Regions from separate parts of the Homo sapiens genome. Here all the other regions are linked to region 3. The links are chromatin loops, found by intact Hi-C in ENCODE. Cell type or tissue: Calu3. All regions are shown on one strand. Each heading gives the region's core, and the rest is flanking DNA. Links, peaks and the distances in the headings are about the cores only. Region 1 overlaps CNTLN (centlein). Region 2 has its middle 17 kb from the start of CNTLN. Region 3 overlaps CNTLN (centlein).

What was found. A loop is a pair of places that touch in the nucleus more often than their neighbours do. Peaks named below come from ENCODE experiments on the same cell type or tissue, not always from the same donor. Only the 100,000 strongest peaks of a DNase experiment are listed, where the experiment ranks them.
Region 1: it touches region 3 in a loop (2.7-fold over the local background); 1 of 110 quality-filtered maps calls a loop at or near these places.
Region 2: it touches region 3 in a loop (3-fold over the local background); 1 of 110 quality-filtered maps calls a loop at or near these places.

Annotation. Positions count from the first base shown.
Region 1 is chr9:17,312,254-17,323,426 of GRCh38, reverse strand. The region is part of intron 8 of CNTLN (centlein); the gene reads right to left. Among named protein-coding and RNA genes, the nearest start is that of CNTLN, 180 kb to the right of the region's middle. RefSeq lists an enhancer at 1-1,225. In Calu3, for the core only: no CTCF peak of the experiment used is centred there; no DNase peak of the experiment used is centred there.
Region 2 is chr9:17,112,749-17,123,921 of GRCh38, reverse strand. No RefSeq gene overlaps it. Among named protein-coding and RNA genes, the nearest start is that of CNTLN, 17 kb to the left of the region's middle. In Calu3, for the core only: no CTCF peak of the experiment used is centred there; no DNase peak of the experiment used is centred there.
Region 3 is chr9:17,224,399-17,235,571 of GRCh38, reverse strand. CNTLN (centlein) reads right to left here. Exons shown (of 26, transcript NM_017738.4): 3 at 9,285-9,369. Among named protein-coding and RNA genes, the nearest start is that of CNTLN, 95 kb to the right of the region's middle. In Calu3, for the core only: no CTCF peak of the experiment used is centred there; DNase peaks (open chromatin) are centred at 4,701, 5,161 and 5,421.

The DNA of each region.
Region 1 (11,173 bases), core at 1,157-9,156, 88 kb before region 3:
TTGAGTTGAATTTGAATGAGAGTGCCATGGCTAATGTTCTACACATGCACCATTTATGCCACAAAACAAATCGGATCACTGTTAATTATGAAGCAGCTATAATCAGGCCTTCACATCTGTGTAATGTGAAGCGCAGTAGGCTGTATTCCAATAATGTATGACTACCTTTGGGTTGCAAATTGCGAGCCATATTGCCTCAGTAGTAGTTACTGAATTCAGAGTAACTCCTTTGATAAAAGCCCATCACATGGATATTTTTATCCAGCTTTATATGAAAAAAAAGCAAATCCACAAGCCTTTATCAGCTATTGACCAGAACAGTTAAAGCATATGGCATAAGTTCATTAATGAACAACACAGAGCACTCTAATTTAATGAAACCACTTGAGCCATAAAAATCAGATTTAGTTAATTCCCTCTTACCCATTTTTTCATATTTAGCCTAAACCTAGGATTCTATTTAATATTACAAGTTATCAAGGCATACATTTTTTACAAATTCATAAAGAATATAAAAAAGCTTGTGTTGTATTATTTTAAAAGGCAATCATAGGTTTTATATTTTACAAATTAATTTTCATCACAAATTTCATGTATGAAAGCATAAACTATTTGTTTTTTTAGAAAGTAAAGCCTAGCAGCTGTATTCTAACAAAAAATACTCTTTACTCCATGAGAAATTTTTCTGTGGAAAGGCAGCTAAACAAGCTGCACCCAGATGGCAAACCAGCTACAGTTTAATTAATCCACTAAAAGCCATTCAGATTTCAGTAAGGGTAATGTAATTTTGAATAATAGTAGGAAAAAAAAAATCACTAAACATTCTTAAGTTTTATTACAGCGGCAAGAGAAGTGCCACTATAGAGTAGTTAAAGTTGAGTTGCAGTTTCCATTAGATATGCTAAATTTCTAGATTTTAATATCTTGGGCTGTTTCATTCTGCTTGGAACTTAAAGTAAGCTTGAAATATCAGAATATCTATTGGCAGCCTTCTTTTTATAGCAGAAATGGTTTATTTTTCATGCAGGATAGTGGAGTTGAATGATAACAAGTTCAAATTTTGTGAATATAATACACAATGGCCTTTAGAAAAAAAGTTTATAGTTAAGACTTACAAAAGATAAAGACTTCAAATTTTTCTTTTAAATAAAAATGTCTTTCATTTATTAAGGCTAAAAATCATATCATAACATTATATTTTACTGCTAAGTTGTTCTCTCCTGAAAATTGATTAAATATCAAACTATCCAAAAATCATTTCCCATATATTTGTGTGGTCATATCTACATATACAACTGAATTAAAAATATAAATTACTGAATATAATTAAATCAAGCAACAAATTACAAGGCAGTTTTCATTTACAATAATGCTGAAGAATAAATCAAGTCAACTTTTCAAATTAAGTTTACACATATAAACTCGAAACTAATTAAGTATAAAAATACGATGATAAGCATAATATAAAAGTACTATCTTTGTGGCACCTTGACCTAATATATTGAAAGTTATTTTGATCCTGTACAGTAAGATACCTAGAGAAAGTATAAGATTGATATTCTTCCATGCTGAAAATGAGAAAAAAATGGAATAGAAACAATAATAAAGTAAAAATCATAAAAACCAAACAAAAGCAAACCAATTATTAACTCTGGCATAATATTTTGCAACTAAAGTATGACAAAAGTTACCAGCATTCTGAGCCCAAGTAAAGGTACTACAATCAGATCTTCTCCCTACCACCTGAAAAACCAGAATACTGTACTTTAGTTAATGCCAAATAGTCACTATCAATATCAGACCCTCTGGCAAGAAAATAAAGCTAACTACTACTGACATTTTTTCTCCACGTCACAATTAGATATACCCTTCCAAATGTTAATTCTTTACTGCTCTTACTTCCTACTTCCTACAATTGTTATGTCAAGGATTTTCATGTGTTCATTCAAAAAGCATTTATTGAACTTAAGACTGTCAATCACTGGAGAAGGCAGTGGGGAGAAAAGGATAAGGCATCAACTCTCCTTGCCCTCAAGGAGCTCAGAGTCCAGAGATGGAGATACACAAGGAAAACAATTAAGTTTAACATCTGCTAATGCAGAAAGAGGTACGTGGAGCTCAATCTTAAGAAAAAGTCTTCAAAAAAAGGTCTCAATTATCTTGGAACTGAATCTACAAGGTCTAGAAAGTATTAACAAAGTGGGCAAATAATATACTGTGACGAATATTGTATAGCACTCATTCCCTAACATATATTTAAAGGGTCATATGTATCTGTAAGCAAACAAGATAAAAATACAAGCTGACAGAATATTTACAAAAGAAAACTACATAAAAGTGAAAGTGAAAAACCTCACTAGTTTCCAAAGAGATAATAAAGGAATAAATTTGTTTTGAAAAACAAAAGGCTGTTTTTAAATTATAATAAATAATTGCAAGAATACAAAATGTGGGCAATCTCACATACTGTGAGAAGATAACTTGGTATAATCCTGCTGGAATGCAGTTTGGCAGGGAATATATATTCAAAAGCCTTAGGTTCATAATCTTTGACAAAGTAATTCTAGTGTTAATAATTCATCCTGAGGAAACAATCAGGGATCAGAATAAATATATATAAATGAGGCCAGACACGGTGGCTTGTGCCTGTAATCCCAGCGCTTTGGGAGGCTGAGGTGGGTGGATCACCTGAGATCAGGAGTTCGAGACCAGCCTGGCCAACGTTGTGAAACCCCGTGTCTACTAAAAATACAAAAACTAGCCAGGTGTGGAGGCTCGTGCCTGTAATCCCAGCTACCTGGGAGGCTGAGGCAGGAGAATCACTTGAACCCAGGAGGCGGAGGTTGCAGTGCACCAAGATCACGTCATTGCACTGCAGCCTGGGCTACAAGAGTGAAACTCCATCTCAAAAAAACAAACAAACAAACAAACAAAAGGCATTGGAATATATTATTTAAGAAAACATAGTTTTAAGAGGCAGGAATTCATAAACAAAAAATCCAACATGGTAGTTATCTTCATGGAAAAAAAAAGAAAGATGGAATCAGGAAAGAGTACATAGATATAATCAAGATTATTTGTGACAGTTGCTGGTGAGTATACAGACATTACATTTATTCTTCTAGAGGTTGCAAATATTTTGTAATAAAAATTATAAAAAGAGAGTAAGAACATAAGGGAAAACAGCTAAAGAAAATTCTCTTCAATTGAGGAAAGCAAGGAAGAGAGAGTAACTATGAAAAGAAATAAAAATCAACAAGACTGGTTAAAATTTGCAACTCATCTTGTGGTCTTGCCATTAGCCACATGGCATGTATCTCATTCACAGATAAATATAGTAAACCCTGGCTTTCTCTCTTGTCCTCTACTGCAAGATATTCCTCCAAGGCAAAAAACATTATTTCTGCATGAAAAAGATAAACAATCGCTTTGAGATAAGAATAGGCAGTCATTCAGAATTCAGCTAGTGAAGAGCAGGGTGCTTAGAAATCAAGGGTCACAGGTTTCAATCCCCTATGAACCAATTAGCTTTGCCCTTTTCTATGGCAAAGACTGTCAGCTCACCAATAATTTGGATTACAAGTTGAGATAGGAGAAAGGAAAGATAAATCCCCACCAATATAAGAAAAAAAAAATCTCAATTTACTAACAAGTCTCTTCCCTGTATAATAAATTAAGAGCTAACATTTATTACTCTAAATGCCCACCATTCATTGTCTTGTGTAATCTTAATGAAACTCTAATGAGGTAAGTACTATTATAATACCCATTTTATAAATGTTGAAACTGAGTTGACAGAGAAGTAACTTGCCCAAGGTCACACAATTAAGTGATCAAGTCTATGTTCCAAATCCATGCATTCAGACTCTAGAATCTATGTTTTTATCCATTACTCTGTAAATAACACCCCCAAAATCCTGCACAAAAAAGTCCCACTAGAAGTATTTACAAATTTACAGATAGAAAAAAATGAAATAAAACCTTTCTACCATTTCCCCTCGACTGTATATTTCACTTTCCACTTAGTCTCCTATTAATCATTAAAGTATGATCGCTAGACCAGCTCCATCAGCCTGACCTGGAACATGACAGAAATGCAGAATCTCAGGCCCCAGCCCAGACGTACTGAATTAGGATAATAACTACTCCCACCCTAGGATGCTTGGATGTAGATTACAAGAAGTACTTAGCCAGACTATCCTCACTCTCTAGGATACACCACAAACTTTCTCACCTCTGGGCCTATGCCAGTGCGCTTCTGACAAGAAACCAGAAAGCCCTTAACAAAATGACATACGTTGTTTTCTCTGTGAAAGCTTTGGTAATCCCTTCCTCTCCATAAACATGCTCCTTGAAAAGCTTCTTTCCACAGGTTCCTATTTGTTTCATACTTCAATTACAACACATTTTGTAACTATTTTCTATCTGCATTCCTATCTATAAGATTCATAGAAACATAAATGGTGTTGTTCAGTTTCGTATCCCCTGTAAAAATACAATGGGATTTTAATAAATATTGCCTACATAACTGAATAAATGAAGGTTTAATGGATGGATGGATGGATGGATGGATGGATGGATGGATGGAATAAAGGATGGATGAAGAGGTGAGTCTAGTTGGACTGAATACTAAAAAGAGAGTATTGACATGATAAAGTATATGTTACTAATGGGCAGAAATGTTAAGTCACACATTTCTCTTCATTACTACTTCCCTAATTCTGGGCTTCCACATCTCTCCTCTATCTAACTTCAGAGTCCTCCTACTGCTAGGAGAGCTGTGAGAATAATCTTTCTTGCCTCAAAAAATAGCAAATTCATTTGTCCAGGTGGTTAGATCTGAAAAGCATGAATTCATTTTTAATTCCTCCTTTCTTCTCATATTTCACATATAAGTCAATATCAAAGTTTATGCATTCTAACTTTGAATTATTTACAGGCTCTAACTCCTTTTTATAACATAGTCTAAGTACCCACTGAGTTCTGCCTGCACTATTACAATTGCCTGTTAAATTTGTCTCCCTCCTCTCTTCCTTGCCTTCCTATATTCTGTTTTCTGCAATGCATCCAGAGTGATCTTTTAAAAATATTCAGTTAGGGCCCGGCGCGGTGGCTCACGCCTGTAATCCCAGCACTTTGGGAGGCCGAGGCAGGCGGATCACGAGGTCAGGAAACCGAGACCATCTTGGCTAACACGGTGAAACCCCATCTCTACTAAAAATACAAAAAAAATTAGCCGGGCGTGGTGGTGGGCGCCTGTAGTCCCAGCTACTCAGCAGGCTGAGGCAGGAGAATAGCGTGAACCTGGGAGGCGGAGCTTGCAGTGAGCTGAGATTATGCCACTGGACTCCAGCCTGGGCGACAGAGTGAGACTCCTTCTCAAAAAAAAAAAAAAAAAGAAAAGAAAAAAAAAATTCAGTTAGATCTCACCACTCTTCTGAATAAGTCACCCCAATAGGTTCCATGTTGCTCTTCTACAAAAAACACACCAACGGCTTTCCATTTCACTCAGAGTAAAATCTATATCCTTATAGTAACTTAACAAGGCCCAAGGAGACCTGTCCCACATTTACCTCTCTGAGATCATGTTTCACTCCTCTCCCCATAGCTCTCAATCTAGCCACACTCGCCTCCTTACTAGGCAAGCTCCTGCTTCATGAGCTTTGCATTTGTTCTCTCTGTTTAGAATGCTCTTCATCAGATATCTAAATGATTCACTTCTTCTATATTTCTTTTCTAATGTCACCTAATCAGAATGATTTCTTCTGCCACCATACACAAAAAAGCCCTATCACTCTCCATCATGCTCCATCTCATGCTGTATTATTTTTCTCCATAGCACTTATTACCGTGTGTCATGTGCTTATCAGATGGTAACCCTCTGACCTGAATGTATGCTCCATGAGCACAAAGGCCTTGTTTTGTTCCCTAACAGCTCTTCATCACCAAGAATAGCACCTAACACATAGTAGAATATCAATAAATATTTGTGGAATATATATTTAGATATATTAATTGATGGAGAGTTGTAGTTAACAGTATGATTCCTGCATTTTACTATAAATTTTACAGAAAAATATACTTTCAAATTTTCTATTTATCTATTTACCTGTCTGTATCTTCCATATAACATGAGAGCCATTATTTAAACTGTCCATAAAATGTACGTATTTTGAGGTCACCTCACTAGCTACACAAAGATTCTTATTCAGAGAAACATGCTAAACAGTATCCATCTATTATTCATTCACACGATTTTCAAACTCCACATATGTATGACATATACAAAGGAACAATAATAAAATTACATCAGATTTCTCACCAAAAATTATGCAAACCCAATGATAACGACATGATATCTTCTCAACATTAAGAAAAAAAAAAAACACTTTTTTCTTCTGTCTGGTTTAAGACAATTGCATTTAAAAAATTATAAATCTGTACTGATGGGCATACAATATATAAAGATGTAATTTGTGACAATAAAAGCATAAAGGGCAGGGGGAGAAACAAACGTACACAGGAACAATGTTATGTATTGACATTAAGTTCACATGAATTTCTATGAGATTGCTGTAAATTGTTAGTTATAATCCCCCCCAGGGTAAGCACTAAGGAAATAACTGAAAAATATATAGTAAAAGAAAAACAAAGGGATTAAAATATCACACTAGAAAATATTACAAAAAAAGGCAGTAATAGAGGAAAAGAGGAACAAAACAGACATAACACATATTAAAAATAGCAAAATTGCAGATTTATATCTTACCTTACCAATACAGACAGCCCTTGACTTAAAATGGTTTACCTTATGATTTTTCAACTTTACAATGGTGTGAAAGCAATATGCATTCAGTACACTCCTTGACTTATGATATGGCTAAAACCAGATAAACCAATTATAAGCTGAAAATATTATGTCAAAAATGCACTTTCAACTTGCAATATTTTCAACTTACAATAGGTTTATCAGGACATAGCCCCATCCTAAGTTAAAGAGCATACATTAAGCCCTCAAATTATAGGTGGAATTTAAGACAGAATAAATTTTAAAATCATAATTCAACTATATGGTGTCTACAAGAGAAACGTTTTAGATTAAAAGGCACATATATTGAATGTAAAAGTATGGAAAACGATACAACATGCAAACAGTTACCAAAAGGAAGCTGTGGTGGCTATATTAATATCAGACAAAATAGACTTTAAGACAAAAATTGCCACTAAAGGTAAAGGACATTTTATAATGATAAAAGAATCGATTCATCAAAAAGAGATAACAATTATAAAAATACATGCACTTAACAAAAGAACCCCAAAATACATGAAGCAAAACCTGATAGAATTAAAGAGAAAAAAAGACAATTAAACAATAATGATGGGGAAAAAAACTAGACAGAAGATCAGCATGGAAACAGAAGACTGGAAGAACATTACAAGCCAATCAGACCTGAAAAAACAGAATAGAACAGAAAGGAGAAATAGACAAACCTACAAGTATGGTTGGAAAAATTCAACATCTCTCTTAGTAATTGATAGAATAGGTAGAGAAAATCTATACAGATAAAGACCTAAACAACAATATCAAGAAACTTGACCTAAATGACATTTATAGAATATTCTACCCACAAAAGTAGGATACATATTCTATTCAAGAATTCAATATAGATGGGTAAAACATCAGAGTAACCACAACAGAAAAGAGAATGTGTGAACTCAAGGAAACATCAAGGTTCAAGCAAACAGAAAAAAATCTTTGAAGATACAAAAAAGAGCTCAAAATATATATGGAATACAGTGAAAAGGTCTAATATGTGTGTAATTGGAATCTCACAAGGACAGGAGAGAAAGAATGTGCAGAAGTCATATTTGAAGACATTTTTACCACAAATTTTCTAAGAATGAAGAAAACCAAAGCCACAGGCCATGGCTGACAAAAGCTTTAAAAACTGAAAAACCAGGAAAAGGAGAAACACTACCACATTGAAATCATATAAAAACTGCTAGAAACCAAAAATAAAGAGAAGCTATAAAAAGTAAACACAAAAAGGACACACTACTGTTAAAGTTGCAACAATAAGAGACATGCCTTCTCAATACAAAATACAAAAAACAACATATATCATCTTTAAAATAAAGACAGAAAAGATGGTGCAAATCAACAGTTCTATCCATCTAAAAAATACTGTTCAGAAATAAAGGCAAAAGAAAGACATTATCCAAAAAATACAAAATGAGAGAATTCACTGTGAGATGATGCCCAATAAAATAAATACTAAAAGGAGTGCTTAAGGCAAAAGGCAAAAGATCCTAGTGGGAAATACAGAATTGCACAAAAGAATAAAGGGATTAAAAAGTGTAAAAATTCTAAATGAAATTGATTTTTTACAACAATAATATTTTATGGGGTAAAATAGATGTATAATTAAAATGCAAGACAATAACAATAATTGGTGATAAGATCAACAAGTTATAGTCTATTAAGTTCACTGCATTGTATAGAAAATGATTTAAAAAATCAGTTAAAATAGTCTTTAAAAAGTCAAAGATTGGGAAGTTCCATTTACAATAATGACAGAGTAGATCCTATCAGAATAAATCTACCACACACGACCATTTAAACTCCAAGCAAATTATAAACAACTACCTGAAGGTAACAGAGAATGATCAAATGTAGGCAGAATCTAGATAAGAACTGATAGTTGGAAAATGGAACAGCATTGGCTAAGTTACCCATTCTGATGAATTTTTACCTTAGCAAGGCCCACAACAGAAATAACGTTAGGAGACTAAAATTCCAACAGAAACTTTGGAAGTTCAGTCATACCTCTGCAGCTACAAATTGAGGGGAAAAGTTCCAGAAAAGAGAGAGTCAAAACTATGAACTCATAAATGAACTGTTCATGCACTAAGCAGACCTCTAAGCAATCTGAATAAGGTTAAGATAACCGAAAAGCAATTCACTGCCACCCACCTGTTGGGACGCAGGGCTTGGAATTTAAATCTGACCTAATTAAAATTCTGATTCATATATTTATTTCAACACTTCCATGAGTAATACAACAGAAACCAGAGTCTCTATAACATATATTTTACAATATACACCATATAATTCCAAGTTAGAAGAAACAATGTATGACCCATATTCAAAAGAAAAGGGAAAACAATAGTGATCAAACCAAAGAAGACCCAATAGAGAAGGAAAATACGGATTTTAAAGGAGCTATTTTAACTACTATAACAAGGACTTATATTTGCAGAATAATTCACATAAAAGACTTAAGAGCAAGTTGGGCATAACAGAAATTTCAGTTAAACTGAATATAAAGTAATAGAAACTATCTAATCTGAATAATATAGATATAAAACAATTTTTAAATAATTAACAGAGCTGGCCGGGCACAGTGGCTCACGCCTGTAATCCTAGCACTTCAGGAGGCCAAGGCAGGCAGATCACCTAAGGTCAGGAGTTTGAGACCAGCCGGGCATGTGCTGAATGCCACTTGGAAGGCTGAGGCAGGTGAATCACTTGAACCCAGGAGGCAGAGATTGCAGTGAGCAGAGATCATGCCACTGCACTCCAGCCTGGGCAACACAGAGAGACTCTGTATCAAAAAAAATAAAAATTTACAGAGCTTTACTAATCTGTGGACCAACACTGAAAAATCTAACATAAGGGAAATGGTAATCTCAAAAGGAGAAAAGAAAGAACAGGAAACAAAAATATTTGCGAAAATAACATCAAAATTTTTTTCCAATTTGGTTTAAAAATTATGAAAATCAAGAAGCTCAGCAAACCACAAGATGGATTACTATAATGAAAATCAAGCTTGGGAACATCATAGTTTAAATGCTAAGAGTCAAAAGTTAAAATCTTGGGGAAAAAAGGAAAGCCGGACAAAACTGACACATTACGTTTAAGTGAATAATGAAATGAGTTCCACTGAATTACCATCAGAAACTGTGGGTCTAGAGGATAGAAGAGTAAAACTTTTAGATTAAAAAAAAAGCCAGTTAATTAATCCAAAAGGAAGGAAGAAAAAGAGAGGCAGAGAAACGAAAAACAGGATGAACAGAAAACAAATGATAATATGGTACACCTAAACCCAATCATATTATAATTATGTTACAATTCAATGGATTAACACTGCAATGAAAAGGAAGAAATTGTCAGAATGGATTATAAACAACAGGATCCGAATATATACGCTTTAAATATACAGTAACCTATGTGCTGAAATTAAAAGAATGAGAAAGTTATACTATGCAAAATATAACCATTAAAGGGAAGAATTGGCTATACTGACATCATAAAGGTACATTTCAAGCCAACAAAATATTATAGTTAAAAATGACATTTTATAATGAGAAAGGGTTCCATTTATCAGAAAGACATAACAATCATAAATATGCATACAACTAATAAAACAGCTTTAAAACCCATGAAGCAAAAATTGAGAAAACTCAAAGGAGAAACAAAAATCTACAATTATGTGAGAGATTTTAACACTCCTTTCTAAAGCAATTGATAGAAAAACTAAACACAATCATTAAAGACATAAAAGATCTGAATACTATCAAGTGCAATGACATAACTAATATTGATATTTAAGGAGCACTCTGCCCAGTAGTTGCAAAATACAAATTATTCTCAGGTACATATAGTACTTTCACCAAAACAATATGCTTGGCTTTATGACAAGTCTCAATAAATATCAAAATACAGGCTGGCGTGGTGGCTCACGCCTGTAATCCCAGCACTTTGGGAGGCGGAGGTGGGTGGATAACGAGGCCAGGAGATCGAGATTGTCCTGGCTAACACGGTGAAACCTTGTCTCTACTAAAAATACAAAAAAAAAAAAAAAAAAAAAAATTAGCCGGGCTTGGTGGCGGGCACCTGTAGTCCCAGCTACTCAGGAGGCTGAGGCAGGAGAATGGCGTGAGCCCAGGAGGCGGAGCTTGCAGTGAGCCGAGATCGCGCCACTGCACTCCAGCCTGGGCGACAGAGTGAGACTCTGTATCAAAAAAATAAATAAATAAATTATATATATATATATATATAATATATATATATATATATATAAATACAGTAATCTTATCGAGTACTACCTGTGACCACAATGGAAGTAGATTAGAAGTCAGTAACAATAAAACAGGAAACACACATACACAA
Region 2 (11,173 bases), core at 1,933-9,932, 110 kb after region 3:
ATACTAAATATATAAATGTAGAAGGTTACATTTATCCTTTTTAAAGCTATCGAGGCAGTGTGATGTAGTAGTAGGTAAGAGCCTAAATCTGAATTTGAAGCATGGACTCATGACTTATCTATTATTTAACATTTTGAACATTACCTAACCTAAAAATAAGGATTAAAACAAGCTTAATGGGGCATTATGGATCAAAAGCAACAAAGTCAGTAAATACTGTTTTATTGTTTCCCTGTTTCATAGCAGATGCTCAATAAATATTAGCTATAATTAAATTCTTATTAAGCATTATTAAGCTAGCTATCGTGCTAGCTTGTTATTTGATAAATGTCATCATTCTATGTTCTTATATAAATATATTTTTAAAATTTTCACAGAACAGTCTGTAAGACACATTAATCGCTCCCTTTCCTGAACTCACCTACCCATTCCTACCCAATTATAGTTCTTGATTGCATTATAGATATTTCATATGCCTTAATCTTACCTCCTTAACTAAACTGTAATTTCTTTGAAGATGAGGATCAGGTCTCAGTCTCCTTTTAAAATGTCCTATCACATTTTCAACAGTATTAGAAATACAGAAGCTAAGAAATATGTACTTATTAATTCGAAGATGGTCCTAAACAGAATGGGCACATAGGTATTGATTATTTTCTCTTTTTGGTTTACTGGTCCCTAGAAATATAACACATATACACAAGCAAAACTACGACATCTGTATACCATAATTCCCTGTGAATCCAGTTCCTTTTGTTTAAAATGAACAGACTAGGTCAGGCAATCCTTTGAGTCCTTTTCTGACCTAAAAATCACTAATATCATTAAATAAAAAACAACTGCATTTCTAAGAAATTTCCAAAGATAATGAATAATCCATTCATTAATTTATTCAACAAACACTTTTTTAAGGCCTACTATGTGCCAGGCACTCTTCTAGGTGCTGCAGAAACAGCAGTGAAGAAAACATCTCTAACCTCTTGTAGTCTATGTTCCAAAGGATTTGTTTCATTAAAATCTTGACCAAGGTAATTTTGAAATCAGGAGGAAGACAAATAAAGGCCATATATCGGCTGGGCACGGTGGCTCACGCCTGTAATCCCAGCACTCTGGGAGGCTGAGGCGGGCGGATCACGAGGTCAGGAGATCAAGACCATCCTGGCTAACACTGTGAAACCCTGTCTCTACTAAAAGTACAAAAAATTAGCCAGGCGTAGTGGTGGGCGCCTGTAGTCCCAGCTACTCAGGAGGCAGAACCCGGGAGGCGGAGCTTGCAGTGAGCTGAGATCGCGCCACTGCACTCCAGGCTGGGCAACACAAACACAGCGAGACTCCGTCTCAAAAAAAAAAAAAAAAAAAAAAAAAAAAAAAAAAAAAGGCCATATATCAGGGTTTCGGTCTTTAGAAAGAAATCTTCAACTATAATATCTTTTTCTCATTTTATTCTAAAAGAAAGAAATCAGGATGCCAAGCCAACCTGTATATTTTCTATTCAATTATCAAAATATGAAAGTCAGAAGTAGGAAGACTCCCTCCATTCACTCCACATATCAGTATCTGTCCACTTTGCCTTAAATATTTTGCCCACTACTCACACTTCCCATCTATTCCTACTACCTCTGCCCCAGTTCAGACCTTCATTCATTCTAACCTAGATTACTAAAATAGTCTTGTTCTCACCCAACTGAACTACTACAGCCAATCCTTGCTTAACTAAGCACAGCTCTCAGCATGGCACTCTGCAAAACAGAGACTGATCCAGGTTGGCTGTGTCCCCACCCAAATCTCATCTTGAATTTTAGTTCCCATAATCCCCACGTGTTGTGGGAGGGACCTGGTGGGAGGTAATTGAATCATGGGGGCAGTTTCTCCCATGCTGTTCTTGTGATAGCGAGTGAGTTCTCACGAGATTTGATGGTTTTATAAGCATCTGGCATTTCCCCTGCTAGCACTCATTCTCTCCCCTGCCACCCCGTGAAGAGGTGCCTTGTGCCATGATTGTAAGTTTCCTGAGGCCTTCCCAGCCATGCAGAACTGTGAGTCAATTGAACCTCTTTTCTTTATAAATTATCCAGTCTCAGGTATTTCTTCACAGCAGCATAAGAACGACTAATACAGAAACCTTCTGTGGTTCCTTGTTGCCTTCATAACAAAATCCAATTATTTAAACTAGTATGTCAGGCCTTCTACTACTTTCTGACTCAACACTGTTTTTTAATATTATTTACACCTACTTTCTCTTCCATACTCTATGCTGCAACCAAAATAAACCACTTACTTTACAGCCCTACCCTCTACCCTACATGGCCATTACTTCTGATCTCTGGGATTCTGTTCCTTCCATCTGGAATTTCTGCCCTTCCCCAATAGATGCATGCGACTTCTACTTACTAGTAGCTTAAACACATAGGTGTTTATTTTCTCACCTTACAAGAAGCCCAGATTTAGGGAATCCACACTACTCAACATCACAAAGAACACCGGCTGGCTCCTTCTAAATTCCTACTCCACTGAACTGAGCAAATGACTTCCATCTTAATGAAAAAAAGTTGTTATAACTGTTAGGATTACACCTTCATGACTGGCTAAACAAAGGGGAAGAGGAAGGGCATGTACTCATATCATAAAAGCAAAAGCTTTCCCCAAATTCTCTAGATTTCCACTTATATCTCACTGACCAAACTACATTATCGGGCCACACCTAATTGAAAGAGAGATGGAAAAGCAAGTTTTTTTTAAGTGAACACATTATGATCCCAAACAAAAATTAGTGTTCTCTTAATAAGAAAGAGGAAGACAGGCCATATTAGCAAGATAGCCTAAAGTGTCTGCTACAGTTGGAAACCAATAGTATCAAACACACACAGTCAGATAAATTTTACTTAAAATTCTTCTAATTCATGATTTTGCCTCCATCTTTCCCACACTAAACAAACAATAAAAGCAGGGGCAGTTCACTCTTTCAAATCACAGCTCCCATGTTGTTCTGGCCATAGCCTTGCTTTCCCATTACTCCATTTTTCCTGCCCTTCCCACTTAATCAGGTAGGAGCAACCACTCTTTCTTACAGTGTTAGTGATGTTGGGGAGAGAAGCAGAGGGTACTGGGAAAGGAAACTGAAGGGCTAGCATGGGGCATGGCTCTGGATGCCAAGCTTATAAAGTATGAACTCTAATTCTGGTGTAACTTATTACATTTTCTTTAAACACACAGAATTAGAAAAATGTAAAATTCTTTTTCATACCAAACCCTACTATCACTGCAATTGCTGGAAGCATCTTTCCCTGTTCCATATTTGAGAAGCTAGGCTCCTGGTTTTTGGAGATGGAAATCAAGAAAGAGTTTATTTTTTGGGAACTATTTTTTTTTACTGTGGTAGGATACATATCTAATATAAAATTCACAATTTTAACCGTTTTTAAGTGTGCAACTCAGTAGTATTAAATATATCCACAATATTGTGTAGCCATCACCAGGATCAATTTCCAGAACTTTTTCATCATTCCAAATAGAAACTCTCTATCCATTAAACATTAACTCTCCATTACCCTCTTTCTCCAACCCCTACTGTTTTATACTTACTGCCCCTTTGAATTTGTCTATTCCAGGTACCTTATGTTTGAAGAATTATGAAATATTTGTCTTTTGATGTATGATGTATTTCACTTGGCATAATATTTTCAAAGTTCATCCACATTGTAGCATGCATCAGAATTTCAATCTTTTATAAGGTTGAATAACATTTCATTATCTTATACACTACATTTTCTCTGTCCACTCACCTGCTGATGGACATTTGGGTTGTTTTCATCTTTTGCCTATTGCATATAATGCTGCTATGAACATTGGTGTTTAAGTAGCTGTTTCAGCCTCTGCTTTTAATTATTTTGGGAGAAACTATATTTTAAACAATGTTGAAATTGTGGTTAAAATAAATTAGGTATTGTGAAGGTTAATACTGAGTGTCAACTTGACTGGTTTGAAGGATGCAAAATATTGATCCTCGGTGTGTCTGTGAGGGTGTTGCCAAAGGAGATTAGCATTTGAGTCAGTGGGCTGGGAAAGGCAGACCCACCCTTACTCTGGGTGGGCACTACCTAATCAGCTGCCAGCGTGACCAGAATATAAAGCAGGCAGAAAAACGTGAAAAGACTAAATGGGCCTAGCTTCCCAGTCTCATCTTTGTCCTCTGCTGGATGCTTCCTGCCCTGGAATATCGAACTCCAAGTTCTTCAGTTTTGAGACCCAGACTGGCTTTTCTTGCTGCTCAGCTTGCAGAAGCCTAGTGTGGGACCTTGTGATCATGTGAGTTAATACTTAATAAACTCCACTTTATATATCTATATCTATCTATATCTATATCTATAATTTTTAGATATATATCTATAAATTATAGATATATAATTATTTATAGATATCTATCTATAATTATAGATAGATATCTATATTTATAGACAGATATCTATCTATACATAGATAATAGACATATATAGATATATAGATATATATCTATAAATAATAGATATCCATAATAGCTAGATGTCTATAAGTTATAGATATATAATATATATTATATATATTATATATTATATATATATTATATATATCTGTTATTTATATATATCTGTTATTTATAGATATATATCTATCTATTATAGATATCTATTATTTATAGATATATATCTATTATAGATATCTATTATTTATAGATATATATTATATATATATTATATATATTATAATATATATATTATATATATATAATATATATTATATATATTATATATTATATATATATTATATATATCTGTTATTTATATATCTGTTATTTATAGATATATATCTATCTATTATAGATATCTATTATTTATAGATATATATCTATTATAGATATCTATTATTTATAGATATATATCTACATATCTGTATATATCTATATATCTATAGCTATTATTTATAGATATATCTACATCTATAGATTCATAGATATATCTATAGATAGATATAGATATAGATAGATAGATCTCCTATTTGTTCTGTCCCTTTAGAGAACCCTAATACAGATATATTATGTATCCATGAGATTTTGTGGGTCAAACTAAAAAATTACTAATGATTTGTAACACGTTTCGATTACAAAAAACATGTAATACGTTTCATTGAATTCTAAGCTTTAGAAAGCAAATTTAAAAGAAACATATTGTAGGTAACATGTAAGTTGGCAACTGATGTATATCTCCTATGAAATAACTTAAAATTTATCTGTAAACTGAAATATGATTCATTGACATTTCTTGGTTCTTTGACCTCCCAGAAACAGACATGATTCCTGGGCTAAGCAGTGTCATAGGGAACTGGGTTACTGTTAACCAGCCCCCACTAACAAAAATGAAATGGGATCAAGGCCAAGTGTTGGGGCCTGTGGCTTCTGTGACAGGAGCGGTCTCCTGCTGTCTCCCTAGAAACAATTGGGTAGATACTTGTAATTTAGGATTCCTGGAACAGTATGGAAATGTAAAATGATATGGATGCAATGAATAGAATGAGCAGAGATATATAAATATGAAGAGCTTGAAGACCATTTAATTTTAGAGGCCTTACCACATCAAACATACAAAATGCATTAGATCGCACATTAAAATGTTTAAGATAGCTAGGAAAGGATTAAGATGAAGCTAAGTGGTTAGTCGTATTTATGAACACTTAATTAGATATATATTACTTTTTATTTTGCCACTTTTTAGTATTTCAAGGCCAATAAATTATTTTTCAGGTCTCAAATATTTTCATAGGCCCTTAAATATGCACAGGCCATAATCATATGTGTAATTGGCTCCATAGTAATTCTTGATCTCAAAATAGTTCTCATTTTCACCATCTTAGGACACTTGCTTCTGACCGTATAACTGACCATAACTAATTTTTCAACAGTAATGCAGTAACCAGAATAAAAAACAAACAAAAATAATATATATTACCTCTACAATTTCTGGTTATAAAATAAAATGTTTCCCAGAGTCGATGTACCATAACACCAGCTAAGCACTAGTAATCAGAAATTTCTAGAATCAAGAGCAACAATCTTTCAGAAACAAGCTGCCAAGTTCCTGACTCCTGTCAGCTTCTCAAAATAGGAAAATGCTGTAGTAAAAAGCAAGCATTGAAACAAATACTCTCCCTACTTCCATATACCCACATACAATTAAAGACACTCTGGGAATAACAAAGTCTTCTGTTAAAATTCAAAGCTAACTCCCCTTTTAAATTTCTTAAGCATCCACAGTGAATTACTTTAATAGCATAATAAAATTACTTTCTACCTAATATACAATCGTGGCTTCCAGTTGGATGTTCCCTTGAAAACTAGAGATGTGTTTATTTTGGGATTAGCCTTTCATGCCTCTAAGCCTTGGCACGAGCAATTTCTACCTTCCTGGTAGATTTTTTCACCACTTCTTTAGCTAATAAAATGCCTACCCATTCTTTAAAGCCCAATTTAAATGTCGTTGTTTCTGCAGGCCCTTTCTGGCTCCTAGAGGTTCCCAGAGCCATACTTTATTCCCCACACTCTCAGGACTCACCACATTTTACCTAATTTATAAGTGAGTATGTGTTAGTACGTCTGCTCTCTACCACTAGACTTTCAGCTCTGGAAAGCAAGGCACTTGCTGTGGTCACATCTGTATTACCATGCATCTAGTACACTTAAATTAATATATCAAGGGATAATTTTCTCTATGATACACACTCTATGCTTTGCATAGTGTAGCAATTTTTCTATTAATTTAACCCGGAAAATGAGAAACTGTTTTGACCATCTGTTCTCCCACTTTGTGATGAAACAACATTTTTGAGTATGATTTTGGTTAGCTTTCTCATTCTTTTGTAACAGCAAATTGTTGGTCTTTTTCTTTTCCACTTGTCTCAAAGTTTCCATCACCTCGTGGAGATCATTACAAACAGTGCTTCAACTGTATCATAAAAAGCTGCTAACATAGCCAAAAGTTTTTCCACTTTCAGATTTCTGGGATGGTGTTTTGGGAGAAAATGTAGCTAGGTGAGTGTAGCTACGTGAGAGCAAGAGGAAGAGGGAGAAAAGTTGATAGAGTGTTATTGGCCTTCTGAGGAAGCTGGTTTATGATGCTCAAAGATCACTCATTGTGTTGTTGATTTCTTAGGGAATAATCAACATTAACTCTCTATTATTATGGCCCTTCAGCTATAAAAATTAAGTAAATTTCATGCACAGAATTTCCCTATTTAGATAGGAGGAAACTATTCATCGATAAAGATGAGAAAAACTTTCTAGTTTACTACTTCCGGTGAATCCCAGATTCACAGATAATTACTCCCATAAGGACTAACTACTATAATTATATTAGTGCCCTCTGCTGTACATGTGTAAAATTACAGAAAATTACGTGTTCTTTCAAGATTTGTCTAGACATTCTCGGCTTTGGCATTTTCCAGAAGCAAGTCTTTAACAGCATCCTTATTTAATTTCAGCTGAATAAACTTTTATCATGTTGGGTGAAACTTTACCTCTCATAATTACTGTCTAGCCCAAACAAAATAACAGTGTATAAGAGGCAGTCATTATAGGCCTATCGTCATGCTAGGGAAAACATTAATTAAATGTTTGTGAAATAATGGAAATTACTTCATGGCATGGCAATTATTTGAAAGTCTGCCCTTCTTTTATAATAATTATGTGCTGATCACTTTCTCTTGGACTTCCCTTTTCTATATCCTCCTGTGTTTATTTAAGTCGGAGTCAATTCAGAGCCTCATAAAATTTTTACTTGCCATGACATTCAATAATTATTTTGTATGACATTTGTTTTATGCCATTTGATTTGTTTCTGTGGTCTAAATTAAAAATTTCTGCTTCTGTCTGAATTGTATTAACTGAAAATAATATTAAGAGGCTGAGGCCATAACTGTAAGTAGTCCTCTGTCAACCACTTATTTTTTTTGTTTATCTCTCATTCCAGGTTATGAAATTTTAAGCATCTCACTTACCTTTAATAATCATTCTACATCTTCAGAACAGCAAATTTATTTCAGATTTACATGCTATATCTTTATTTTGTGCATTTTATCTCTATGTATGAAGAAAATATATAAAATAGCATAATTTAAAATGGAAACAAGAATTTATTTATACATATAGATTTTGGTAATAACCTGTGAGTCTCGGAAATGACCGTTTTGGGTTTATTTCTTGCCATCTTTTTTTTTTTTTTTTTTTTGAGACGGATTCTCGCTCTGTCACCAGGCTGAAATGCAGTGATCTCGGCTCACTGCAACCTCCACCTCCTGGGTTCAAGTGATTCTCCTGCCTCAGCCTCCCAAGCAGCTGGGACTACAGGTGCACGCCACCATTCCCAGCTAATTTTTGTATTTTTAATACAGAAGGGGTTTTGCCATGTTGGCCAGGATGATCTCCATCTCTTGACTTCCTGATCCGCCCACCTTGGGCTCCCAAAGTGCTGGGATTAAAGGCGTGAGCCACCACACCTGGCCTATTTCTTGCCATCTTCTTGTAAACTTCCCCCCCATCTAAATCACTATACTTAGTTCATATTTATACATTTGTTTAGAGCAGCTTTAGAAAATGTGTAAATCTGTTATTAACCAAATATCTTTATTTACTATTAAGAACTATATATATATATGATATATAAATGTAGCTTAAGAAGTAATTTTTTGGTAGATGTTAATTTTCCAAGGAAAAGTATGACATTTGTCAAAACTAGAAAGAGACATTTTAAAATTACAGTAAATTAAAATGTACAAATAAAACCACAAGACAATGGAAAAAGAGTTTCAAACTTTAATGGAATTTAAAGTGGATTAATTTCCCAACTTGGGAAAAATCAGAGAAATTTTCAGGTGTAGCTGAGAGCACAATGACAATCAAAAATGAAAGGGAACTAAGGTAAAGATAAGGAGTAATATTGGAAAAAATATACCTAATATAGGTATTTTTAGGAAATATAGGAAAAACTTAAAATGATAGGTTCCATTATCCAGCTAAGAGTTTTTACTCTGAATATAATTTTCTGTTTTGAATGCTTCAATCTAGAGGCAAATAACTAAACAGAAGGAATAAATATCACAAATGCTGATATATAATATTTACTGTTTTTGTTTTTATTTTTGTTTTTATTTTTTTGAGACGGGGTTTCACTCTTGTTGCCCAGGCTGGAGTGCAATGGTGCCATCTTGGCTCCCTGCAACCTCCACCTCCCGGGTTCAGGCAGTTCTCCTGCCTCAACCTCCCGAGTAGCTGGGATTACAGGCATGCGCCACCACGCCCAGCTAATTTTGTATTTTTAGTAGAGACGGGGTTTCTCCCCATTGGTCAGGCTGGTCTCAAACTCCCAACCTCAGGTGATCCACCCGCCTCAGCCTCCCAAAGTGCTGGGATTACAGGCATGAGTCACCACACCCAGCCCAGATTTATTGTTTTTCATTTCACCACATTGGATGCTGTTTGACAGGAAGAGGCATAATATATTTAGTCATAGTAAACATATATGCATGTTGTATTAAAAGAGTATTTTGTATTTTTTGGTTTTTTAGAAATGTATTAAAATAGTTTGTTTCAGTCAGGAAAGGGGGAACTCATAAAGTGCTACATGTGACCTGACACTTTGAACAGTGGTGTCATGTAACAGCCCACTGCTCTCCCTAGCTCACTGCTGACACTCCGGTTTTCTAGGATGAAAGTTTGTCCCCGAAAGTCTGGAAATTAATTTATACTGCATGGGGAGATATGTAAGATGGCTGATGCTCCAATTTCTGACTTTATTTCGAAGAAAAATGTATTCTTAAAACAGAAACAGTCTTTAAGTTGCTGACAATAAATGGCTGCTATGAAATTTGAAATATTAAGCCCCCCTTGAGAAAGCAAGCTTATTTTTTTAAACAAAGACAAAATTATCTCCCTATAATTTACTAGGAATGATGTGTTTTTATATTCAATACATATTGAATAACTTCAACAAAAAAATTAACAAGACACTTAAAATGTTATATAAAATGATCAGATAAATTAATTATTCTAGAAGTGAAATAATGGTTAGAAATGTCCTTATTTTACAGGTAAAGACAGTTTACAAATACCAAAAGCATATGAAAGCAGAAATAGCTAGATGCTTATACAAACACCCACTCTCACCTTTTCTTTAGAAACAAAACACAGATATATGTGAATGTGTGTATATACAGGTGCATGGTTACATTTAAGTGTGCAGGCAATATGGCCAGATAAAGGACTGTATTATGCAACCTTCCCTGAAAGTAGGTTCTATCCCATGACTAAGTTCAGCCAATAGAGAGATAATTAGGTTATTAGATAATCTAATAAGATTAGAATGATTTTTAGTCGCAGGAAACCCATTTTAAATAAAAACACTCAGCTTGGCTAAAAGCTAAATAATAGAAAAGGACATACCATGCAAATACTAACCAAAAGAATGCTAGAATTGTCATATTAATATCAAAAAAAGTAGAATTCCAATGAAGGAAAGTTACCAAGGACCAAGAGGGACATTGTATAATGGTTAAAAGTGCCAATCTACCAAAAATACATAGCTATACTAAATTGGTATGCACCCAACAAAATATTGTGACAATACTAAAGCAAAAATTATAGAGGTAAAGGTAGAAATACAAAAATAATAGTGTAATTGGAGATTTCAACAGTCTTCTGTCAGTAATCATTAGAACAACTAGGCAGGAATCAGGAAGGATATATAATACCTGAAAATCACTATCAACCAAATTAACTTAAATGCCATTTTTAGACCACCTGACCCAATGAAAGCAGAATAAACATTGTTTTCAAGTGCACATGAAACATTCACAAATACCAACTGTGTCTTAAGTCATAAAACAAATCTTAACAGATTTAAAACATTCAAAGTGTGTTCTCTAACCATAGTGGAGTTGAACTAGAAAGCAGTAACAGAGAAATATTTAGAAAATCTCCCAAATATTTAGAAATTACACATTTCTGAATATTTCATTGGTCAAAGATAAAGTCAAAAGAAAATTAGAAGATATATTAAAGTAAATAAAAAATATACAACAGATCAAAATTTGTGGGATGCACTAAAGCAGTGCTTAGAGAAAAACTTACACAATCAAATGCATATGTTATAAA
Region 3 (11,173 bases), core at 1,305-9,304:
TAATGTGATGATTAAATAGCTTTCATAATAATGTCTGTCACCACAATTCTCATCTCCTGTAACATGCCCATGAATTTTTAACTAAAATGTGCAAGTACAGGGCCTATTTATGTTGAAGAACACATAAAAACTGGATATTAAATATTAAATCATACTCAGAAAGCAAATTTTCAAAATTTAGGTGTGTAACAGGAGAAAAACAAGATTTTACGAACCATTCTAATTAAAGAAAATATATTTATAGCTAACATAATTCCTTATTCTTTTATTTGAATGTCATTTAGAAGGAACTTTTCTGATAAACTATGATTTTGTAAAAGCATAAATCACTTTAAAATTTTTAAAATGGCAAGTTTATTTTAGTACTAATAATATCTTGCTCTGTAGACAGAATATTTAGAATGTTAAGGCTGCCAAAATTTTTAACCGAACATTCTTCTCACCTGTGAGATACCTAAATTACACCTACGAGGTGGATGTACCCCAGACTCAATTTTTAGCTTTCCTTGTTTCTCTGTACATCTTTTCTCTCAGAAAATGTAGCACCTCTCTTGGCTGCTGATCTTTCCTCTGTCTGAAAGACTATCTAATCTATAATCCAGCCCTCACCTTCCCAATCACCAATCTCATATTTCCAGCTATACAAGACCTCTCCCTTTGGATTGTCTACTATCTCAAACTAACTTACTAAAAATGAAATCCATATCCTGATACTATCTCTTTCCTAAACTTCTTCAACTTTTATCAATCCATCCATTCTTTCAACTAATATTTATTAAACACATAGTATCTAGCCTCACACAATTATTGGAAGCCTCCAAGTCAGACTCAATAACACCTTCTGTCTGTCAACCAAGAAAGAGACACATCAAGATAGAAACACCTTTTTTTTTTAAGTAATATGCTCAGTTGACCTTTATTCCATTTCTGATCTATCACTGGTGCTGATCCCTAAATATCGATTTATTTTATACTCTCACATTTCTTCCTTATCAAATTGTCTCCAAAGGACTTGGGAATAAACTGAAAATGAGAGGAAGATCCAGGATTATGATGAAAAGTGGATTTTAGGAATAAAGTGAAAATATATCCAATATTCTATTTTATTTAGTTAGTTTTTTTTGAGAGACAGGTCTCGCTCTGTCATGTCACCCACTCTGGAGTGCAGTGGCACAATCATGGCTCACGGCAGCCTCGAACTCCTGGACTCAAGGGATCCTCCCACCTCAGCTTCCCAAGTAGCAAGGACCATAGGTATGTGCCACCAACCCAGCTAATTTTTAATTTTCTTTGTAGAAATGAGGTCTCACTATGTTACCTTCTCAAACTCCTGGACTCAACTAATCTTCCCAGCTTGGCCCCGCTGAGATAACAGGTGTGAGCCACCGTGCCCAACCCCAATACTCTAATTTTTAAAAGTGTAATATTAATTATTGATTTTATTTTACTTATAGTTAAAAAATAATTTAGACGCTGAATACATACAAAAATAATCTGTGATCAGTGTGTAAATAATTTTTTAAAAAAATAAGTAAAAGGAGAGGTCCTGTACGTAACCAACATTCAGCTAGGAAACACAACTGTACCATTATCTTTGATATCTCATAAATGACCCTTTATCCTCTAGTACCTCTTATTCCCTCCAAGGGTAAGCATTATCCTGAAACCCTGATTCTTATCTTTGCCTTGCTTTTCTTTATAGTTCAAAGACAGATATATGTCCCTATTTAATATGCTGTATAGTTTTGCTTACTTCTGAACTTAAATCATATTACACATATTACATAGCTTGCTATTTTTGCTCAACATATGTTCCCAAATTTATTCATAATAATGAATGTAACTAGATCAATTTCTTGATGTACAGTATTAGTCCATCAGATAACTATGCTATATTTATCCATCTTTTATCAGTGTGTATTTCAGCTGTTTCCCATTTGAGGTAAAGGGGTATACAAACAATACTGCTATGAACACTCTTCAGCATGACTGCAAATATTCATGACCAAGAATTTCTCCCAAGCAGTGTTTTTCAAACTGCAGACTGCAATCTAGTAATGGGTCATTAAATCGATTTAGTTACAATAAGTGGCATTTTTTTAAACGGATTATAATACAATAGAAAATATCAAGGTAATAGGCACACATTCTTAGCAATGAAACTACAGTTAAAGGAATAAACTTATAAAACAGACATGCTTCATAAATTATTTTCTAAATTTTTATCATGTTTAAGATTTTTATTGTATTTAAATATTAGTAAATTCACATTTGATATAAACATTTTCATATATTTACCTTAATTATATGTAGTAAAAATAACTTATACGAAACTTACTTCATGTGTGTATAATGGGTCATGAAGTAAAATGTACTTCAGCGTGGGGATCATACTAACAAAAGTTTGAAGAACACTTCTCTGGATTATATCCACTTAAAAGTGAAATTGCTAAGTCAAAGACTATTTGCATTTCAAGAGTTTTCATTATTCTACCTCCATACCAACACTTAACTCTCAGGGTTGGAAATTTTTTTAAATCCAGTAAGTACAAATAGCATCTCAGTTTTTAACTTTTCTGTTCTATTTTAATTATTAGGCCATATCAAAATGTGCCTGACATCAATCAAATAACATAAAAATAGATGCATAAAAATGGCTCCTCCACAATTTACAATCAATTTTTCTACTCTCAGCTAAGTCTTATGCCCCTTTAAGACTCGACTTCCACCTCCTCAATAAAAGCTTCCCTTACTATCTCAGTATTTTGTAATTCTTGCCATTTCTAAATTTTTGTATTATCTATATTATACATTTGATACACAACAAACTACCGAGTGTTGCTAATAATCTATCTACTCATAATATCTCCCAAACTAGACTGTTAAGTGTTTACAGATGAAATTGACACTAAATAATAAATTCAATAATATAAGCATTAAAACTGTTTGTAAAATACCCATAAGCCTATCCTTTGAAGGAGAAATGACAAAATTTGAGCATATCTTGTCTATTCTGAAATTAGTTAAACTCTAGGAAGAACCAAATGACAAGTTTTAAAAGAGTTTTCCCATTAAAGTAAACTAAACAGGCACTGACAATATAAATGATACCAATAGAGAGTCCTTTCATGAGAATTATTTAATAATTTAGATTTTGGCATTTGAGTGAACTTATAATAGTAATTCAAAAGGACAAACACAGACTCAATCTGTAAATTAAAAAGCATAATAAAATTTAAAAAATTGGTTAACCAAAATTATTATATTCCGATAATTAGTTTAATATTAAATTGCATAATATAGTTACTTATATCACAAAATCATTAAAGAAAATAAGTTAGACAAAGATTCTCTCCCAACACAAGAGCACTGATAAACTCTAAAAGTGTAAAAGTTTGTATAAATCAACATATTTTCCTAATAAAATATACCCTCTATAAATAATGAAAGCACAGACATATACAGTTAAAGTTCATTTTAAAATTAAGCTTTATTAATATTTTTCAACAAATCTTTCTGAATAGAGGCAGGTAAATTCTTAATAGCCTGGCTTGAGTTAATATTAAAACAGCAAACAGAATTCAGAGGAACCATAAAGCAATAAGGGATGACAAGAGAGAGAATGTCTGGAACAAATAATTTATTACAGATAAGCCATGAAATGAATGAATAATTCAAATAATGGTCAAGAGAAGTCTACAGAGTAACAAGAGAATAATAGTGAGTATGAAGCAGGCATAAAAATGGGTGGGGGGTAGGGAAGGGGCATAAGGCCCAAACCCCAAACTCTATTAGGCAATACTTGAGCATAGTTAATTTATTATTTATACTGACCTATTTTCAAAATGGACATGAAACTTTTAACAAAAAACAAACAAAGCAGTAATTAAACCACAATAACTAAAGCAATGATAAGTGGAGAAAAAGGAAGGGATAAAAGAAGTAATTGCAATTATGAAACAAAACTTCTGAGCTTCCTAGAAGGTAAGGAAAAAATGAAATATAATGTTAAAGAGCAATTATCATCTAATTAAATACAATTTACTAGGTTATCATAAGTCATGCTATCAAAGCACAATACTAGAAGGGAAATGTATTAACATTGTTTTATAACAGTGACAAAGCTAAAACATAGTCTTACCCAAAAAAAGGCAATTCTTTATACTAATAATTATTAGATTGCACCCTAGGAAAGTTTTTCTGCAAACAGCTAAAAAAAAACTGTGTGTGTGTGTAACTTTCTAGTAATTTCACTAGATACAGAAGTAAGAGTTAAATAAGCTGAAGGATTTGTCATTCTAATTCTTACTCTATCTCATAGCTATAAATCTTGAACATTAGGAGCTATTTAATATTTTTCAGTGGAACAACAACAATTCAATGGAGGGGGCTTCTGGTTTCCAGTCCAGCATATAAGGAACTTGGCAGTCATCTTTCTCATTTACACAATAAGAAAAAACGCTGAACAAACTGAAAATCAACAACTCTTTTCAGATCCATCAGAGAATTGAGACTATCCAGCAAACCAACGCTCCCAAAATTGAAGAGACAGACATGAAAATAGAGAGAATAACAACTTAATGGAACAGATGCCCAGGAGAAAAAACTTCCACAGGAGCCAGCACCAGGGTGGAAAAACTTATTCTGTAATTAATGAATTACTGGAAGATCAATATGGACAAGTCTGAGAGTTTAAAACTCAAGGATGGCTCAGTCATGCTTGGGGGAAGGGGGCAAGCAGTACTCAGAGGAACCATAAAACAATAAGAGGTGACACATTTTCATAAGTTTAACCTACTGGACCCCTGTCATGTTGTCACAGGGAAGATCACACAATTATTCCTTCCTGTTTCCAGTATGTGGAGGGAGAAAGTAACCATCTTTAAACACACTCAGAGTATTCTTTTCTTCTTACCAAGGCCTGCCATCAAGAAAAACTATTTTACCAGAGCCCAGACTCATGGGGTTTTACCTGAGCCTAACTAACCAACTTGGAAAAGGGAAATACCCAACTCTAGCACCTTCTAGCCTTCCTGTCTCTCCTAAGGGGGTAAGGGGAGGGGGGAAACAAACAAACAAAAAACTAAGAAGCACTTTTGAAGGTCACAGTCCAGAAGCACAGCTCACCATGAAAAAAACCCAAACATAACACTACAGACCGCTTCCTCTCCTCCCCCAACACCCCACCACCACATCAATGGGACTATTGTATAATTAATAGGTTTGACCAAACAAAGCAGTTTAAATAGCAACTATTAAATTAAATTGCCTCTGTAGGTAGCTAACTGTAACCTAACAACATGTAAACACAACCCTACTTGAGAGTATATTTTTGTATAGTAGCCGAGTCTCAGCCAATCACAGCAGCCAAGCATTCAGCCAATCACAAGTGCAAATTGCCAAAACATGTCCAAATAAGGCAAACACCAAACTGTAACCAATCTGGCTATTTCTGTGTGTCACTTCCATTGTCTGGCTGTACACAGTCCCAGCCCACACTGCGGAGCAGAGCTCTATGAACCACTTTTGGTCCTGAGTGTTACCCAATTCGTGAATTTTTTTCAGCTCAATTAAACTCCATTGAATTTAATTTGTCTAAGGTTTTTCTTTTTAAGAAAACTGAATTATGCATATCAAGGATATTTATAAAATCTCTACAAAAATTCAAATAAAAGGCACGGATACCAGAGTTCTGCCTCTAACTCATACCACAGCGAACAGTGGAGACAGCCTAATATCTAGCCAGATAAACATAAAACCTATTTACCCCAGCTGTTTTTACCCATTTGGTTAATTTTATATGTCAGTTTGGCTAGGCTACCCATGGTACACACGTTCTTATCTAACACCAGTCTAGATGTTATTGTGAAAGTATTCTTTAGATGTGGTTAACATTTAAATTAATGGACTTTGAGAAAAGCAGATTACCCTTCATAATGTGGGCTGGCCTCATCCAATCAGTTGAAGGCCCCAAGAAAATACTATGATCCCCAGAGGAGGAAGAAATTCTACCTCCAGGCTACCTTAGGATTTGCAATGTAACATAAACTGTTCCCTAGGTCTCCATTCTGCCAGGCTGCCCTGCAGAGTTACTTGCCAGCCCACGACTGCGTGAGCTATTACTTAAAACAAATCAGTCAATCAATCAATCCATCCCACTATCTCCCCACCCCATAATGTCACATTTCTTCATTCCTTTCCATTACTTTGTCAGAATTCAATGATCTCTTAAAATTTCATATGCCATCCCTGTTGTATTGCTTTCTAAAATTCATTTTAAAACTTCATGACTGCTAAATGTAATGTCTTTTTCAAAAACCCACTCCATTTTTTGCAGCATTTTACGACAATGACAACATTTTGCTTCTTGAAACTCTCTCTTCTCAATTCATGAGATATTGCATTGTACTCTCTCCTTACTTCTATAAAGTCTTTTCACCTCTTTCACTACAATTTTTCCTTCCTCATTAAAAATATCAGTAAATATCTTGTTCTCAAAATTCTCACTGCTTAAAGTCTTCCCTCTAACTAAACTATTAAATACCCACATCTCCAGGTCAAAACTCCTTCATCAGATTCATGCTTCCAACAGTTTGCTAAAAATCTCTAAATGGAATTCCTATCAGCATCTCAAACACAAACTTTCTAAGAGGAGCTCAAAACCTTACCTTCAAAACAATTTATACTTCCTGAAAATAAGCCTATTTTTGATAATAACGCCACTGTTCTCCTGGTTTCTCTAAGCTGAAAACCTAAGAGTCATTTTCAGAATTACTATCAAGTCCTTATGGTTCCATTTACATACCTTTAATTCCTGCCAACCTAATAATTCAGGTCCATGTCAGTGGACCTGACTATGAAATAACTATTAATAATTACGTACTGGGTATACAGTCGTCTGTATGAGACTAAAGAGTGGATGAAAGAGAAACAGACTCTGCCCTCATAGAAACAAAGTAGTGTAGGAGAATATGGCAATTTCCACCTTACTTCTATCATCACCTAATCATCAAAGAGATTTAAAAAGCGTTAAAGGCAAGAAATGTAACTCTGAATATTCTACAACACCATCACAGGATAATATATACATTTAATACATTATCTTGTTGCACCTAACTGAAAATATACTTTGTAGAAAGTTATAATCATCATTGCACAAAAATGAAATGATTAATCCTAAGAAATTTGGGTCCCTACAAAGCAAATAATTTCTATTATGAGAGTTTAATATGTTATATATAAGCTATGTGATTCCACTCAAAAGATAAATAATGAAACAATCCCTACTCAAGGATGCAGAAGTAGACAAAGAATTTAGCAAAGAAAAGGGGAAAATATATTTTCATTTACAAAAGGCAACATTTTCTAAGGGTGTGCTATGGTTATCCAAAGCTGGTAAACCAAAGAGCATTCACTAAAGCATTGCAAACTTAATGCCTAAGGATATTAAAGATTTTCCTGCTCTAACAGAATAGAGGTGTAATTGAGGAAGGGACCGCTAAACTTGTATCTACATTTTCTCAAATCGCCTGAATCTTGGGGTGGCCAAATTTTTTTCCAGTAAAATGTAAATACAAATGATGTCTGCCATGTCTGGCTCATAAGGTTGTACTTGTCAAGCAGCTTAGCCTAATCCAATTAATATACCAGGCACATGACAACATTTACCTATTTTAGAGTACATTTTAATGTTGTTTGATACTTGGGTGGTAAATACAAATGTTTCTTTCCAGAACAAATTTACTAAAATGTTATTCTTAACATTTTATCATCATAGTACCAATTATGACATTTTCTATAAGAAAAACTCAACTTTGGAAAACGTGTAAATTTCAAATTTCTAAGTTTATTGGAATCAATATTCCTTTTTAGAAAGAACAGATAGAAATGTAGGGAATGGAACTTTTAGTCTTTTCATAAAACAACTTTATAACAATAACTGATCCTAGATCAAAGTTCTCATGAACCTTTAATTGGTTAGAAAGGAAAATAAATTCAAAAGTCAAAAGAACATGGTTGCCAAAAAGGTACCTCCCAAGAAAAATTATAATTTATTTACTCCGTAATGAGCTTGAGTATAAAATGAATTTAAATATTATATAACGATATTAGCCACTCTTAAATTTCTTTCACTTCTTTTTTGAAATGTTTGTATCTTGAAAATTGTTCCAGGAAGCATGACCACATGCACTTTTGCAGTGATTACATACTGATTATATAATCACACGTAATTTTACATATTACATATACATATAATTATATGTAATTGTATAATTTACTGATTATACATAAAAGATAGGACTGTACTTGATATAGTTTGAATATCTGTCCCTGCCCAAATCTCACATTGAATTGTAATCCCCAAAGCTGAAAGTGGGGGCTGGTGAGGGGTGTTTGGGTCATGAGGGTGGATCCCTCATGGCTTGGTGCTGATTTTGCATAGGGAGTGAGTTTTCATGAGCTCTCGTTGTTTAAAAGTGTGTGGCATACACCCAGTAATGGGATGGCTGGGTCAAATGGTTATTCTAGTTCTAGATCACCGATGAATCGCCACACTATGGCACATGTATACCTATGTAACAAACCTGCACGTTGTGCACATGTACCCTAGAACTTAAAGTATAAAAAAATATATATATAAAAATTAAAAAAATTAAAAAAAAGTCTGTGGCACCTCCCTCACCATGCCCTGTCTCTCTCTCTTGCTCCTGCTATAACCATATGAAGTGTCACATGCTTTGCCTTCTGACATGAGGCCTTCCCAGAAGCAGATGTTGCTATGCATCCTGTACTGTCTGCAGAACCATAAGCCAATGAAACCTCTTTCTTATTAATTACCCAGTTTCAAGTATTTATTTGTAACAGTGGAAGAACAGCCTAATATAGTACTAACACAAAAATACAAGTTTTAAGTGTAAATAATAGGATCTCAATTTTTATCTTTTCTACAAATAAAACCATCTGAAAATTTACAAGTTTCAGAAGTAAATGATAACTGCTAATAATGTCAAAATTCAACAAAATAAAGAATAATAGCTAGATACTATTATAAAACTGTAACATTAGATGAAGAGTTATAATCTATTAATTCAGAAAACAAAAGGGTACAAGAGAAGTATTAATGATGAAGAATAATCTTACTAGTGACTTCAAAATAGTAATGCTTTAACATAAGGACCCTGATATTCTCAATAAACACTATTGCAAAAAAATAAAAATAATTTTGAAGATCTACTACCCAAAACAAATATAGTTAATTTAAATATTTTTATTATAACACCAACCTGTTCAAATTCTTGTATTTTGGCATCCTTGACTTGCAGAATTTCTAGAACTTTTCTGTCTTTAGCTTCAGATTTCTGTTTTTCTCTAGATATAAAATATAGAGAGTTTATTAGTCATAACTGGTAGCTAATACTTTAAATTTTCATATCCCAAATATTAATATCACTTTAAAATATAGAAAATTAAATCATCTTGAGTTGACCACATGGCAAGTGACAGCAACTTACAACTGCTGAAAACTAAGACAACTTCATACTAAAAGAACAGTTTCATTTCTAGATTTAGGTATATGATAAAAATTACATAAAACATAGTTTAACCTTGATTGCAATAACCATACTGTCATCGCTTTGAAAATAATTACAATTAAGTAAACATGTTCTTGTTAATTTAAGCTTTCATATACACAATTATATTAAGGATAAAATTTACCATTTTTTAAGAGTCTCAAAAGAGAGAGTGACAGAGATTTACTTATAGTCGATACCCTATAACTAGAATTTTTTGATTTCTGACACCTTCCTATACATTTCTAGTCTCTGAGAATACTATTAACTAAACTAAATGGTAGTTGTACAATCAAAGCATAGTTCTCTGGGAAACAGAAAATCACAATACTTGTAAAGAATGACTATCTTCTAAAACAAATATAGCTTTTAAACAAATATAGCTTTATAAAGCAAAGGAGGAAAAGGGAAAGGAAGGAACAAAGGTCTGAAGAGACTGTATAATCAGGCTGACACCAGTCAATTTATATTATAAATAAGGGGAAATTGATTGGACACTGATTTACATTTTTTAAAAGGTCACAAATAAAATACATGGTATTCATAGAAAAACATAAATAATTAAACAGACAAATCTATATCTGTGAGAATCACAAATTAAACAAAAATAGAAAACTATAAATGGGGATGAAGCTACTATTTGCTGTCCCCCAGAGCCAGATGCAGGCTGAGGTGGAAAGGAGCTTGACTTCTGGGGTTAATAGGGAATACAAGTGCCTTACCCAGTATGCAGAAGCACAACCAGGCTCATTGTGTGGGATGGGAATGCTAACTCATGAAATGAAGCTGGAAAAAAGCTTCTGCCCATCCTTGCCTAGAACCAAGGCTTATATTAGAGTCTAGAAAGGCAAAAGTTTATAGATGTAGCTCCCCAATCAAGAGTTGAGCCAAAACACCCTGCAACTGAGGCTAGGTGTAGCAAAACCTCTATAAAACCTATTTCAGGAAAGAGACTAGGGTGAGATTGACAATTTAAAGGCAACTATAAAATTTCTAGAAAAAAAGATAGGCATTAGTTAAGGACGTGGTGGTGGAGAAAGAGGAGGAAGTAAACAGTAACAATAACAGCAATCTTCCCTCTTGAGATATGACCCCAAACAAAAAAATTCAAAATACATGAATCCCCATACACTGACATACTAGTTCAAGTCAAAAGATGCAATCCTCTAGAAAAAATAAAAATAACCAAATATAATGAAAAAGACTACAATAAGTAAGTTAAAGGTCCGTAAAGACAAAAGAATAACTAATGTTAAAAGTAAAGCTGAGAGATGAAACACAATCAGGTAGATGTAAAGAAGCTATTAAAATCTTGAAGATAAAAAATTATAATCACTGAAGTAAAAAACAACTAAATGGACTAAGCTCAAAACTAGACACAAAAAGAGATTAGTGAAATAAGGGATAGTAATAAGGGATTCATCCAGAACACTACACAGGAAAATAGTGAGATTAAAAACATGAAAACACAGTTGAGACAAGTTTCTTTGGGAAACTCCAACATATGCCTACAACATTCCAGAAGTAATAACTATGGGGATGAAAAATAAAGCAATATTTCAGGAGGTAACTGCTGGGAATATTTTAGAATTAAATAAAGT